3 separate regions of the Homo sapiens genome follow, and all the other regions are linked to region 1. A link is a contact called in ENCODE Hi-C or POLR2A ChIA-PET data. All regions are on one chromosome and are shown on one strand. Each heading gives the region's core, a stretch centred on a gene start or an enhancer-like site at or near the end of the contact. The rest is flanking DNA. Distances are from core to core; before and after follow the strand shown. Region 1 holds the start of DNAJB11 (DnaJ heat shock protein family (Hsp40) member B11). Region 2 overlaps ST6GAL1 (ST6 beta-galactoside alpha-2,6-sialyltransferase 1). Region 3 has its middle 21 kb from the start of ADIPOQ-AS1.

Region 1 (3,741 bases), core at 649-3,148:
AACTGATTGAACGACAGACCAATCAGTTGATCTACTTATTAATCTATAATAAGTTCAAGACTAGCCTGGCCAACAGGGTGAAACCCTGTCTCTACTAAAAATACAAAAATTAGCCAGGTGTGGTGGCATGCACCTGTAATCCCAGCTACTTGGGAGGCTGAGGCGGGAGAACTGCTTGAACCCAGGAGGTGGACGTTGCAGTGAGCGGAGATTGCACCACTGCACTCCAGCCTAGGCAATAGAGACTCAGTCTCAAAATAAATAAATAAATAAATAAATGTGAGCTGAAAGGAGTGTTTCTCTGTATTGTATGTTTTTTCTAGAGCTACAGATTTTATTCGTACTTTATCACTTTTCCCAACTCACCTCATAAGCAGCACCCAGATCCTGGAATTTCTCCTGGGCTTGTGGATCATCAGGGTTCCGGTCGGGATGAAGCTGCAGGGCTAGTTTCCTATAGGCCTTTTTAATATCCTTTATAGAGGCACTTCGAGGCACCCCCAAGATCTTATAGAAATCTCGTCTGGGAAGTAGAGGGAGAGAATACTTCATTAAAGAGTTACATGTTACATTTTTCAAAGTAAAAGATTTATTTTTCCTCTACATTTAGGTTTGTATCTGAGCAAAGAGGTATAAAAATGAAGGTTTATGTGACACATACACACACAAAGAATGACTAAAGAGAGAACACCAGAATTTGTAATGAATCTTATATATTGAAGTAATCACAGTAAGAGGCTATATACTTCTTTTCGGATTATTCAAAACATCTGTGGCACTTTTCTTTCAGAACCACCTTCGGTCAAGAAAACCACTTCCTTATTTTATGGTCTCATGTTATCTTTAGGCAATAACCATATAATCAAATTAACTCTTCCCCCCTTTCCCTATACTGGCTCCAAATGATTTTGACTTTTCTAAAAGTCAAATAACACTCTCAAAGGATGATTTTCCTTCTTTAAAAAGATTATGCCACATAAATGTCCTAACAGTAGCACTGCCAGAATGTTAAAGATGAAGCAACTTAAGATAATAAATAGCTCAAGAAGCTGGGAAGTACAAGGGCTGTCTAAAGATCTTCTTGTTCCCATCCCGCATCCAATTTCGTTCAGTCCCAACTCGGGCTGGCATCATCCACCCACTTTAATGTCAGCCCCAGAATGGCTCTTCGAAGGCTTGGCATAGAGCATCGTCCGCTTCTCCACCTCAGCGGGGCACAGCAACTCACCTCTTTGATCAAACAAACGTCCATCCCCTCAACCTCAGCCTGGCACTGTCACTATCTTTCCTTACAGTCAGGCATCCCTCTTTCTTCCCCAGCTCTACGTGACACTGCTTCAGCTCGCAACCACCTTCTTTCCCTCATCCCCCAAATGCCGTTTGGCAATGCATCCAACTCCCACTCCTCTGGGCAAATCTAGCTCTACCTAAGACCCTCTCTGGACCTAAGGCCCTCTCACTGGTGTCACCCACGGTTCTCCTCTCACCCCACTAGCCTGGCCCATACTACCCCTTCCTCCGCCACCCCGCCAACCCACAGCGATGCCCCTCTCCACTCCGTCAGTCTGGCAATGCCACTTCCCCCACCCCCTCCCACCCCCCAGCAAAGGCTGACCCACAGGCCCCGTTGTCTGCGAGTGTCTGTTCCTCACCCGGCAATCACCGCCCCGATGAGGTATAGCAGCAACAGGCAAAAGGTGCTCAGGTTCTGCGGAGCCATGGTTCCTCTGTCCCGGGTCCTGTTCCACACACTCCTCACAGCCTCCTCCGCCGCCGCGTCGGCTCGCCAGCCCACCCGGCCCTGTGAGGCCGCCTCACACCGGGGGGGCGCGGGGGTCTCCTTGGTCCGCAGAGACAGCTAGCTAGCCCCCTCTTCTGCCGGTCCACTTCCCGGGAGTCCCGAGTCCCGGTGAGAGAAGCCCCCGGTAGGCGAGAGCCAATCGTTGCCCGGGACATCACACGCGGCCGGCGCCTGGAAGCCAATCAGCGCAGTACACTTCACCTCCGAGGCGGCACGGGCAACCAGTTAGGCTTCAGAACTGCAGTCGCAGCTCTTGACCAATTAGAAGCGGAGACGTCAGAGGGTCGCGCCGCTGCAGGAACCCGCTCTGCCTGAGCTACCGCGAGTCGTAGAAAATTACGTAATGATAGGGGGCCGGTCAGAGTGAGGGCACCTGAGGTACACGAAATCCCTCCGGCTTGCCCACTTCCTCGGACTTTCCACCAATCAGGAGCTTCCTCCCCAGCACCAACCAATTGTGGGAGAGAAGTTTTCTCTGTGCTACAAGCCCGGAATTTCATTCATACCCAGCTACGCTCCGAATGAGGGAGCAGAGGTACAGCGGCCGAATGAGCGGGAACAGTTATTCCACGACAGGTGTACATCAGACGCATTGCTTAGGCCTCTTATTTTACGTTCTCCAAGCAACTCCATAAGACAACTGTCTCGGAAAGGCTACAGTGATGACAGACCGACTTAAGTTCGGATTCGGCTTCCACCGCTTCTTAGTGGTGAGACCCCCCACCCCTCCCCTCCTCCCAAGTCTGAGCCTAAGTTTATCAACAAAACTGAGGCAAAGCACTTATTGGCAGTTCTGTGAATTTTAACAGGGAAAAAAATCGGTAAATCATCGGGCGTATAGTAAGCAGGCAACGAGTAAAAACCATTATTACGGTTCAAGCAGAACTCTTTGATTCCCCATCTTCCCCCCGATTTTGCTCATCGCAGTTACACAACACCTAGTTGATCAGGACAAAGCTCTAGGTGTTTTTATTCCTTTCATGCATAAGCTATCCAACTCTTTACCTCTGAACTATACTTCAATCTGTTCACTACATCTCCATTACCAGGATTCTGGGTCACAGTGTATCTCTCACCTGGCCAGGGCCTCCTAACTGGCCTCCTTGCCCCCACTCTTAATATCTTCCTTAATATCTTAATATATGTTGCTCATCCCTGTCCCTCACTCCATGATTTAAAAAAAAAAAAAAAAAGCCCGGGCGCGGTGGCTCACCCACCCAAAGTGTAATCAGCACTTTGCGAGGCCGAGACGGGCGGAGCACCTGAGGTCAGGAGCTTGAGACCAGGCTGGCCAACATGATGAAACCCTGTCTCTACTAAAACTACAAAAATTAGCCAGGTGTGGTGGCGAGCGCCTGTAACCCCAGCTGCTCGGGAGCCTGAGGCAGGAGAATTGCTTGAACCTGGGAGGTGGAGGTTGCAGTGAGCCGAGTTCCTGCCACTGCACTCCAGCCTGGGCGACAGAGTGACACACCGTTTCAAAATAAATAAATAAATAAATAAATAAAAAATAAAAGTCAAATCATGTCACTCCCCTGTTTAAAAGCCTGGAATGGCTCTTCATTTGCACTTAGAATAAAATCCCAACTCCATGCTAGTTTACAAAGCCGTTTATGCTTTGTAAACCTATTATACTCCTAACCATGCTCCAGCAAAACTTGCTTCCTTTCTTTTTTTTGTATACACCGAGCTCATTCCTGCCGAGGGCCTTTGTGCTAGCTATTGCCTTTGCCTGAAACACTGTACTCTCCCTCATGTGCTAGCATGGGTGATTCCTTCTTTAACTCATATATCAGCTTAAAGGTCGCCACCTCAGGGAGGACTTTCCCTGACCAATTAATCAAAATTAGCCCCTACTGAGTTCCTTACTCTTACACCACCCTGTTTTCTTTTCTTTATTTCTTTTTTTTTCCTGAGACAGAGTCTCGCTCTGTCGCCCA
Region 2 (3,741 bases), core at 794-3,293, 430 kb before region 1:
GCATAAGCCATTGTTTTATTTCTCTTACTAATGTTTTATATTCTTCAGTAAAATGTCTTGCCTATCTTTAATTAAACTTGCTTCTTGCATTTGATATTTTGCTACCGTAAATAGTATACAAAATATACTTTCTAATAATTTGTGAACCTGTGCTTTTAAAGAATTATAATGGAGAATTTTCTGGGTAAGGGTAATTATGCACACACACATACATGCTATTGATTCAGAATCATCTGAATCAAGGGACATTTCAGAACCCTTTCTGCTGATACGCCCAGAGTTGAGATTTTACCCAGAAACAGAAACAGACAAATCACACAACTTTCCTCACCCCAAATCCTAAGCAAAGGTAATTGGCACAGACAGGAATTGATGAGATGTTGGCAGAGAGGAGATGCTTAGCGGCAAGAAAGCCACAATGAACCTCCCAGCCAATGCCTCACAGAGTGCAAGGCCATGTAAAAAATGAGGGAAAGAAGTCCTTGGCATTTTCCAGACATAATGACTACATTGACTTTTCCTGAGGGAAAGTTGGACAGACCAGGGAGAGGAATGAGCTGTGCTCAAGGGTCTTTTGGGTCATTTCTTTGCATTTCCTAAAGAATATGTTTTTTACCTTATCATGTAGACAACTTTGATCTGTGCTGCTGAGCATAAAGAAACATTTGATAGCTTCCATAAACCTGACAGTTTGACACTAAGTGTGGGAGGGAAATCACTAAACTAATAAGTATATGAAATATCATCCCTTCTTTGTGGAATTATGAGCTCATTCATCTCCAAAACAAAATTACATTAAAAGCTTCAGACACACGAAAATGTTGATTTGCCTCCCATTTGTTTCAAGATGGCCTTAAACCTAGAATGTGGACTTAAAAATACACCATAACAGAAAATATGGTCAGATCTAACAGCTAATTACAACACCAATATAAGGCAACAAAGCTCTCTCTTTGGTAGAGTAGAAAATAAAGCTAAAAACATTGTTTGTTTGTTTTGTTTTTGGGTTTTTTTTTTTTTTTTGAGACAAAGTCTCACTCTGTTGTCCAGGCTGGAGTGCAGTGGCGTGATCTCGGCTCACTGCAACCTCCGCCTCCCGGGTTCAAGCAATTCTCCTGCCTCAGCCTCCTGAGTAGCTGGGATTACAGGCGCGCGCCACCACACCCGGCTAATTTTTGTATTTTTAGTAGAGACGGGGTTTCACCATGTTGACCAGGCTGGTCTCAAACTCCTGACCTCGTGATCTGCCCGCCTGGGCCTCCCAAAGTGCTGAGATTACAGGAGTGAGCCACTGAGCCCGGCCGTTTGTTTGTTTTTCATTACATATATGGTGGGCCCTTTATGTGCAGGACACTGTGTGAAATGCATTTTCTCACTTAAACCCCTAACATGATGCTGAAGTAGATGCCATAATCCCATTTTACAGATGAAGCTGAAGTCCAGAAAGGTCAGCCATTTGACCAAAGTGGGCCTCCAGAAAGCAATGGAAGTGAGATCCAAACCCAGGTTTACAACAGTTATTGAGCACTACTTATGTGCCAGGCACTGATCTCAGCACTTTTCAAGTATTAACAGATTTAATCCCCACTGCAATATTACAGGGAGACATTGCTGTCACCTGATTTTAGATGAAGAAATGAGGCAGAGAAAGGTAAAATAATTTGTCCAAAGTCACACATCCCTCTGATTCAATGCCTGAGACAGATCTATGTGCAGTGGAGGGTATGGAAAGTGACATGCAGGTCATCCCTTTCCTCGGGCTGTGGACATTTCAGAATGTCCAGGGTTCGGGTAGGAACACTGAGTTCTACCTCGCTTCTGTGCCACTGTGGGAAGTTGAGGCCAAACTTAGTGAAGCCACATGGCCAGCTTGAAACCTGTGGGTCTTCGGGTTTGGCTCTCACCATTCATCTGCAAAGAAAAGCTGTGTAACCCACCTTCTCCCGAGGAAGGCACCTTTCTGCCAACAATGGCCTCACCTGACACTCTGGTCAGTTACACAAGCACTGTTCTAAAAAGCATCTGGGGAAGTACGCACAAATGCATGGCCCATTTCTACTCCAGTTAAATTTAGCAAAACTTTGAGTAAATTTTCACACCCAATGCTGGTGATTAATAGCAAAACAGTTGTGCTCATGTATCACTCATGGCTGGGAAAACAGAAGTGAAACCTTACGAAAATACCTCAGAACAACCAACAATAGTTGAAAAACAGAAAAGAAACATAAATGTGTGGGTGCCTACTGTAGCATCAAATGTAATGCTGAGAAAATTTGGAACAACCTAAATATCTAGCCATAGGAACAAGCAAAATTGTGATCCAGAAGTCCATCGATTGCCTATGAAGCCATTAACAAAAGACATGCACTATAAAGATGAAAAACAATGTTTATAGAAACAAAATAAACTTTTTTTTGAGCCAGAGTCTCGATCTTGTCACCCAGGCTGGAGTGCAATGGCAAAATCTTGGCTCACTGCCACCTCGGCCTCCCGGGTTCAAGCGATTCTCCTGCCTCAGCCTCCCGAGTAGCTGGGATTACGGGCACCTCCACCAAGCCTAGCTAATTTTTTTTTTTTTTTTTTGTATTTTTAGTAGAGATGGGGTTTCACCATGTTGGCCAGGCTGGTCTCGAACTCCTAACCTCAGGTGATCCACCCACCTCAGCCTCCCAAAGTGCTGAGATTACAGACGTGAGCCACCACATCCGGCCCAAAATAAACTTTTGGTCAACACTAAAATTGTAATTCTATTAAAAGCTTGCTTTGCAAACAGACTATGATTACAAGTGACCATTGTTACAAGTGAACAGTAATGTGTCAGGAGGCAGGATACATTTTAAAAATGTATCTTGGCTGGGCACCATGACTCATGCTTATGAATCCCATCACTTTGAGAGGCCAAGGCAGGAAGAATGCTGGAGGCCAGAGGTTCAAGATCCGTCTGGCCAACATACTCTACAAAAATGTTCTTAAAATAGCTCAGTGTGATAGTGCACGCCTATAGTCCCAGCTACTCAGGAGGCTGAGACAGGAGGATCCCAAGCCCACAAGTTCAAGGCTGCAGTGAACTACAATAGCCACTCCAGCCTGGGCAACAGAGGAGGACTCTGTCTCTAAAAAAAATATAAATAAATAAAAGTGTATCTTTACTGCTGTCATAATGTTTGTGAGTAAAACAAGAAAAACAAGTTTAGCACCAAGTTTGTTGCCCCCAGAGCACGCACATGGCCCTCCTACTCCACTTACCCTCCATTAGAATATAGTAGTCTTGGCTGGACACGGTGGCTCATGACTGTAATCCCAGTGCTTTAGGAGGCCAAGACGGGAGGATCATGAGGTCAGGAGATCGAGACCATCCTGGCTAACACGGTGAAACCCCATCTCTACTAAAAATACAAAATTAGCCAGGCGCAGTGGTGCACTCCTGTAGTCCCAGCTACTCGGGAGGCTGAGGCAGGAGAATGGCCTGAACCAGGGAGGCGGAGCTTGCAGTGAGCCGAGATCGTGCCACTGCACTCCAGTCTGGGCTACGGAGTGAGACTCCGTCTCAAAAAAAAAAAAAAAAGAGATTATAGTAGTCTTCCTTCAAGGCGACAAATCCGGGCCTACTTCTTCCCCGGATGTCTTGCCTTAGCATAGGGGACAGAAACACATTTATTCAGCACCCATAATGGCCTGGCCCTGACATAGCTGAGCTGTTCCTATGCATTATCACCTTGAATGACACACACCTTCTACGAG
Region 3 (3,741 bases), core at 331-2,830, 310 kb before region 1:
CGGTGCAAGATGTGCTTTGTTAAACAGATGCTTGAAGGCAGCATGCTCGTTAAGAGTCATCACCACTCCCTAGGAAAACCAGAGACCTTTGTTCTCTTGTTTATCTGCTGACCTTCCCTCCACTATTGTCCTATGACCCTGCCAAATCCCCCTCTGCAAGAAACACCCAAGAATGATCAATTAAAAAATAAAATAAAATAAAATAAAAGACCTAAACATAAGAGGTGAAACCATAAAACTCTTAGCAGGCTGGGAGTGGTGGCTGAAGCCTTGTAATCCCAGCACTTTAGGAGGTCAAGATGGGCAGATGGCTTGAGCCGAAGAGTTTGAGACCAGCCTGGGCAACGTGGCAAAACCCTGTCTCTACAAAAAATACAAAAATTAGCCTGGCGTGGTGATACACACCTGTAGTCCCAGCTACTAGGGAGGCTGAGGCAAGAGGATTGCTTGAGCCTGGGAAGACAAGGCTGCAGTGATCCGTGATCAAGCCATTGCACTCCAGCCTGGGAGACAGAGAGAGACTCTGTCTTGAAAACTAACTAAATAAACAAATAAAAGCAAGAATCTAAATTGGCACTTCTGCAAAGAAGATACACAAATGGTCAGTAACCACAAAAATAATGCTCAACATCATTAGTTCTCAAGGAACTGCAAATCAAAACCACAATCAGATATCACTTCACACCCACTAGGATGGTTATAATTTAAAAGACAGATAAGAGCAAATGTTGATGAGAATGTAGAGAAACTGAAACTCTCATGCACTGATGCCAGGAAGGTAAAATGGTACAATGCCTGGGTGACAGAGTGGAGAATCTGTCTCAAAGAAAAAGAAAAATCTTGAAATCGTGTCTTGTGACTTTGGAAAACAGCCTGGTAGTTCTTCGAAATGTTAAACATAGTTACCATTCCTAGGTGTATGTATACCCAGAGAAATGAAAATATATGCATACACAAAAACTTGTACACAAATGCTCTTAGCAGCATTATTCATAATAGTCCCAAAGTGAAAACAACCCAAATGTCCATCAACTAATGAATGGACAAATGTAATGTAGTACAGTAGTGCTTCTTCTCATCCGCAGTTTCACCTTCTGCAGTTTCAGTTACATACAGTCAATTGCATTGGGAAAATGTGAAATGAAAAACTCCAGAAATAAACAATTTATGAGTTTTAAATTGTGCAGGCCAGGTGCAGTGGCTCACTCCTGTAATCCCAGCATTTTGGGAAGCCAAGACAGGCAGATCACTTGAGGCCCAGAGTTCAAAACCAGCTTAGCCAACTTGGTGAAACCTCATCTCTACAAAATATACAAAAAGTAGCCAGGCATGGTGGCGCATGCCTGTGGTCCCAGCTGCTTGCGGGGCTGAGGCGGGAGGATTGCTTGAACCTGGGAGGCAGAGGTTGCAGTGAGCAGAGACTGAGCCACTGTGCTCCAGCCTGGGTGACAGAGTGGAAACGCTGTCTCAAAAAAAAAAAAAAAAAGTTTGAAACTGTGTCTTGTTCTGAGTAGCATGATAAAATCTTATGTCATCCCACTCCATCCTTCCCAGGAAGTGAATCATCCCTTTGTCCTGTGCATCTATGTTCTCTATAACACCATTAGTCACTTAGTAACTATCAGATTGACAGTTACAGTATCACAGTTCTTGTATTCAAGTCACCCATATTTTTCTTGATAATGGCCCTAAAGCACAAAAGCAGTGATGCTGGCATATTTTTATGAATTGTTCTATTTAGTTATTGCTGTTGTTAATATCTTACTGAGCCTAATTTATTTTTATTTCTATTTTTATCTTATAATTTATAAATTAAACTTTATCCTAAGTATCTATATATAGAAAAAAACATAGTATATATAGGATTTGGTGCTATCTGTGGTTTCAAGCATTCCCTGGAGAACTCGGAACATATGCCCCCCAGATAAGAGGAAACTACTGTGTATCCACATAAGGGAGTATTAAGCAATTGAAAGAAATAAAGTACTGGTAAATGCTATAACATGGATGAACCTTCAAAACATTATACTAAGTGAAAGAAGCCAGTCGTGAAACATCATAGTGTAATGCATTACATGAAATGTCCAGGCTAGGCAATCTATAGGAACAGAAACTAGATTAGTAAAAGCTAAGACTGGAGGATTTCAGAGGAAATGAGGAGTAGCTGCTGATAGGTATGAGGTTTCCTTTGGGGATGATAAAATTCGTCTAAAATTGGTTGTACTGATGGTTTCACAATTCTGTGAAACCCAAAAAGCATTGACTGGCAGGAGAGGGGATTCCTTTAAACGGGTGAATTGTGTGGTATGTAAACTATATTTCAATAAAGCTCTTACAAGAAAAAAAAAAGATGGCTATGACATGATTCTTGCTTTGGAAGAGCACGACTCAGACATTTTGAATCCTCTGCATTCCTATAAAAATTTCTGAATTGTTTTAGTGTCTTCCAATAAAAGAGGAAACAGCGGGTACAGAAGAGAATCAATAGAAACATCCACTAAAATATAAAAAGGATTACAAAATAAAAGAGTTTCACCAACACTCCAGGCAACGGGGCTAGAGATTAACATCAGCTCTATTTATACTGTTTGCGCATAATTGCATATGGTTACACATGCTTAAGTTGACTAAAAATTACATCTAGGCCGGGCACGATGGCTCACATCTGTAATCCCAGCACTTTGGGAGGCTGAGGTGGGCAGATCACTTGAGGTCAGGAGTTCGACGCCAGCCTGGCCAACATGGTGAAACCCCATCACTACAAAAATACAAAAACTGGCTGGGTGCGGTGGCTCATGCCTGTAATCCTGGCACTTTGGGAGGCCGAGGCTGGCGGATCACGAGGTCAGTAGTTCGAGACCAGCCTGACCAACATGGTGAAACCCCGTCTCTACTAAAAGTACAAAAATTAGCCAGGTACGGTGGCACATGCCTGTAATCCCAGCTACTCAGGAGGCTGAAGTAGGAGAATCACCTGAACCTGGGAGGCAGAGGTTGCAGTGAGCCAAGACTGCACCACTGCACTCCAGCCTGGTGACAGAGCGAGACTCCATCTCAAAAAAAAAAAAAAAAATTATCTGGGTGTGGTTGCGTGCATCTGTAATTCCAGCTACTGGGAGGCGGAGGCACAAGAATTGCTTGAACCCAGGAGGCGGAGGTTGCAGTAAGCTGAGATCGCGCCACTAGACTCCAGCCTGGGTGATGGATACTCTGACTCAAAAAAATTTAAAAAAATTATAAAAAATTACATCCAGGTCAGTGATTCTCAAACCTTGGTGTGCTTACCTGAAGAGCTTTTAAAAACACATATTGCTGGGCTCCACCCCAAAAACTTCTGATTCGATAGGTTTGGGATAGATCCCAAATTATTTGCATTTCTACAAAGTTCCCACGCTGATGCTGCTGGTCTGAGAACCGCTTGGAAAACTACTGGCTCAGATCTTTTCAAGATGTCATTCTCAGCTCATCTTCATCTCATTAGGTTAAAGAAGTCCTCTAGATGTTGGGAAAGTCAAGACGCACGAGACAGGCTTCCTGACAATGGTAGCTAACGCTCTGGCACTCAGAGAGGGCAAATCAGATGCACCAGGGCCTCTTCTACTTGTTAAAACTACATCTTACACCATGTTGCTTCCTATTATAACAGTAGCTGTTGCAATTTTGTTCATTCTGCCTCATATTGCAACAAAGAAGATTCTGGAGTAGCTTTTTTCTGTTGGCGCTTATTGAGAGTGGAGGAAA

The links. A loop is a pair of places that touch in the nucleus more often than their neighbours do. ChIA-PET counts read pairs that join two places held with the same protein, here RNA polymerase II (POLR2A). Pooled maps may share reads with other maps.
Region 2: a loop to region 1 is called in a pooled map, with 14 times the contacts of the local background. The contact joins the enhancer-like site here to the promoter of DNAJB11 in region 1. A Hi-C loop is called at or near these places in 1 of 168 maps with a recorded cell type or tissue (B cell), 1 of 37 single-sample maps with no recorded cell type and 6 of 50 pooled maps. POLR2A ChIA-PET finds 5 or more read pairs at or near these places in 2 of 52 experiments (PC-9 and Panc1).
Region 3: a loop to region 1 is called in a pooled map, with 6 times the contacts of the local background. The contact joins the enhancer-like site here to the promoter of DNAJB11 in region 1. A Hi-C loop is called at or near these places in 5 of 50 pooled maps. POLR2A ChIA-PET finds 5 or more read pairs at or near these places in 4 of 52 experiments (B cell, activated CD4-positive, alpha-beta T cell and activated T-cell).

What each region holds. Positions count from the first base shown.
Region 1 is chr3:186,568,877-186,572,617 of GRCh38, reverse strand. DNAJB11 (DnaJ heat shock protein family (Hsp40) member B11) reads right to left here and starts at 1,898. Exons shown (of 10, transcript NM_016306.6): 1 at 1,653-1,898; 2 at 367-523. The coding sequence starts at 1,720. It also overlaps a transcript of TBCCD1 not described here. RefSeq lists a silencer at 1,647-1,886.
Region 2 is chr3:186,999,238-187,002,978 of GRCh38, reverse strand. All of the region lies in intron 2 of ST6GAL1 (ST6 beta-galactoside alpha-2,6-sialyltransferase 1), which reads right to left. Among named protein-coding and RNA genes, the nearest start is that of ST6GAL1, 71 kb to the right of the region's middle. RefSeq lists enhancers at 1,750-1,869, 2,010-2,059, 2,070-2,289, 2,828-3,718, 3,719-3,741. Within about 2 kb of position 2,043, at least 10 of the 41 ENCODE cell types and tissues checked have a DNase peak (open chromatin) inside an H3K27ac peak, as active enhancers do; they include B cell, where a contact is called at or near this core.
Region 3 is chr3:186,880,815-186,884,555 of GRCh38, reverse strand. No RefSeq gene overlaps it. Among named protein-coding and RNA genes, the nearest start is that of ADIPOQ-AS1, 21 kb to the right of the region's middle. RefSeq lists an enhancer at 3,498-3,741. Within about 2 kb of position 1,580, at least 2 of the 41 ENCODE cell types and tissues checked have a DNase peak (open chromatin) inside an H3K27ac peak, as active enhancers do.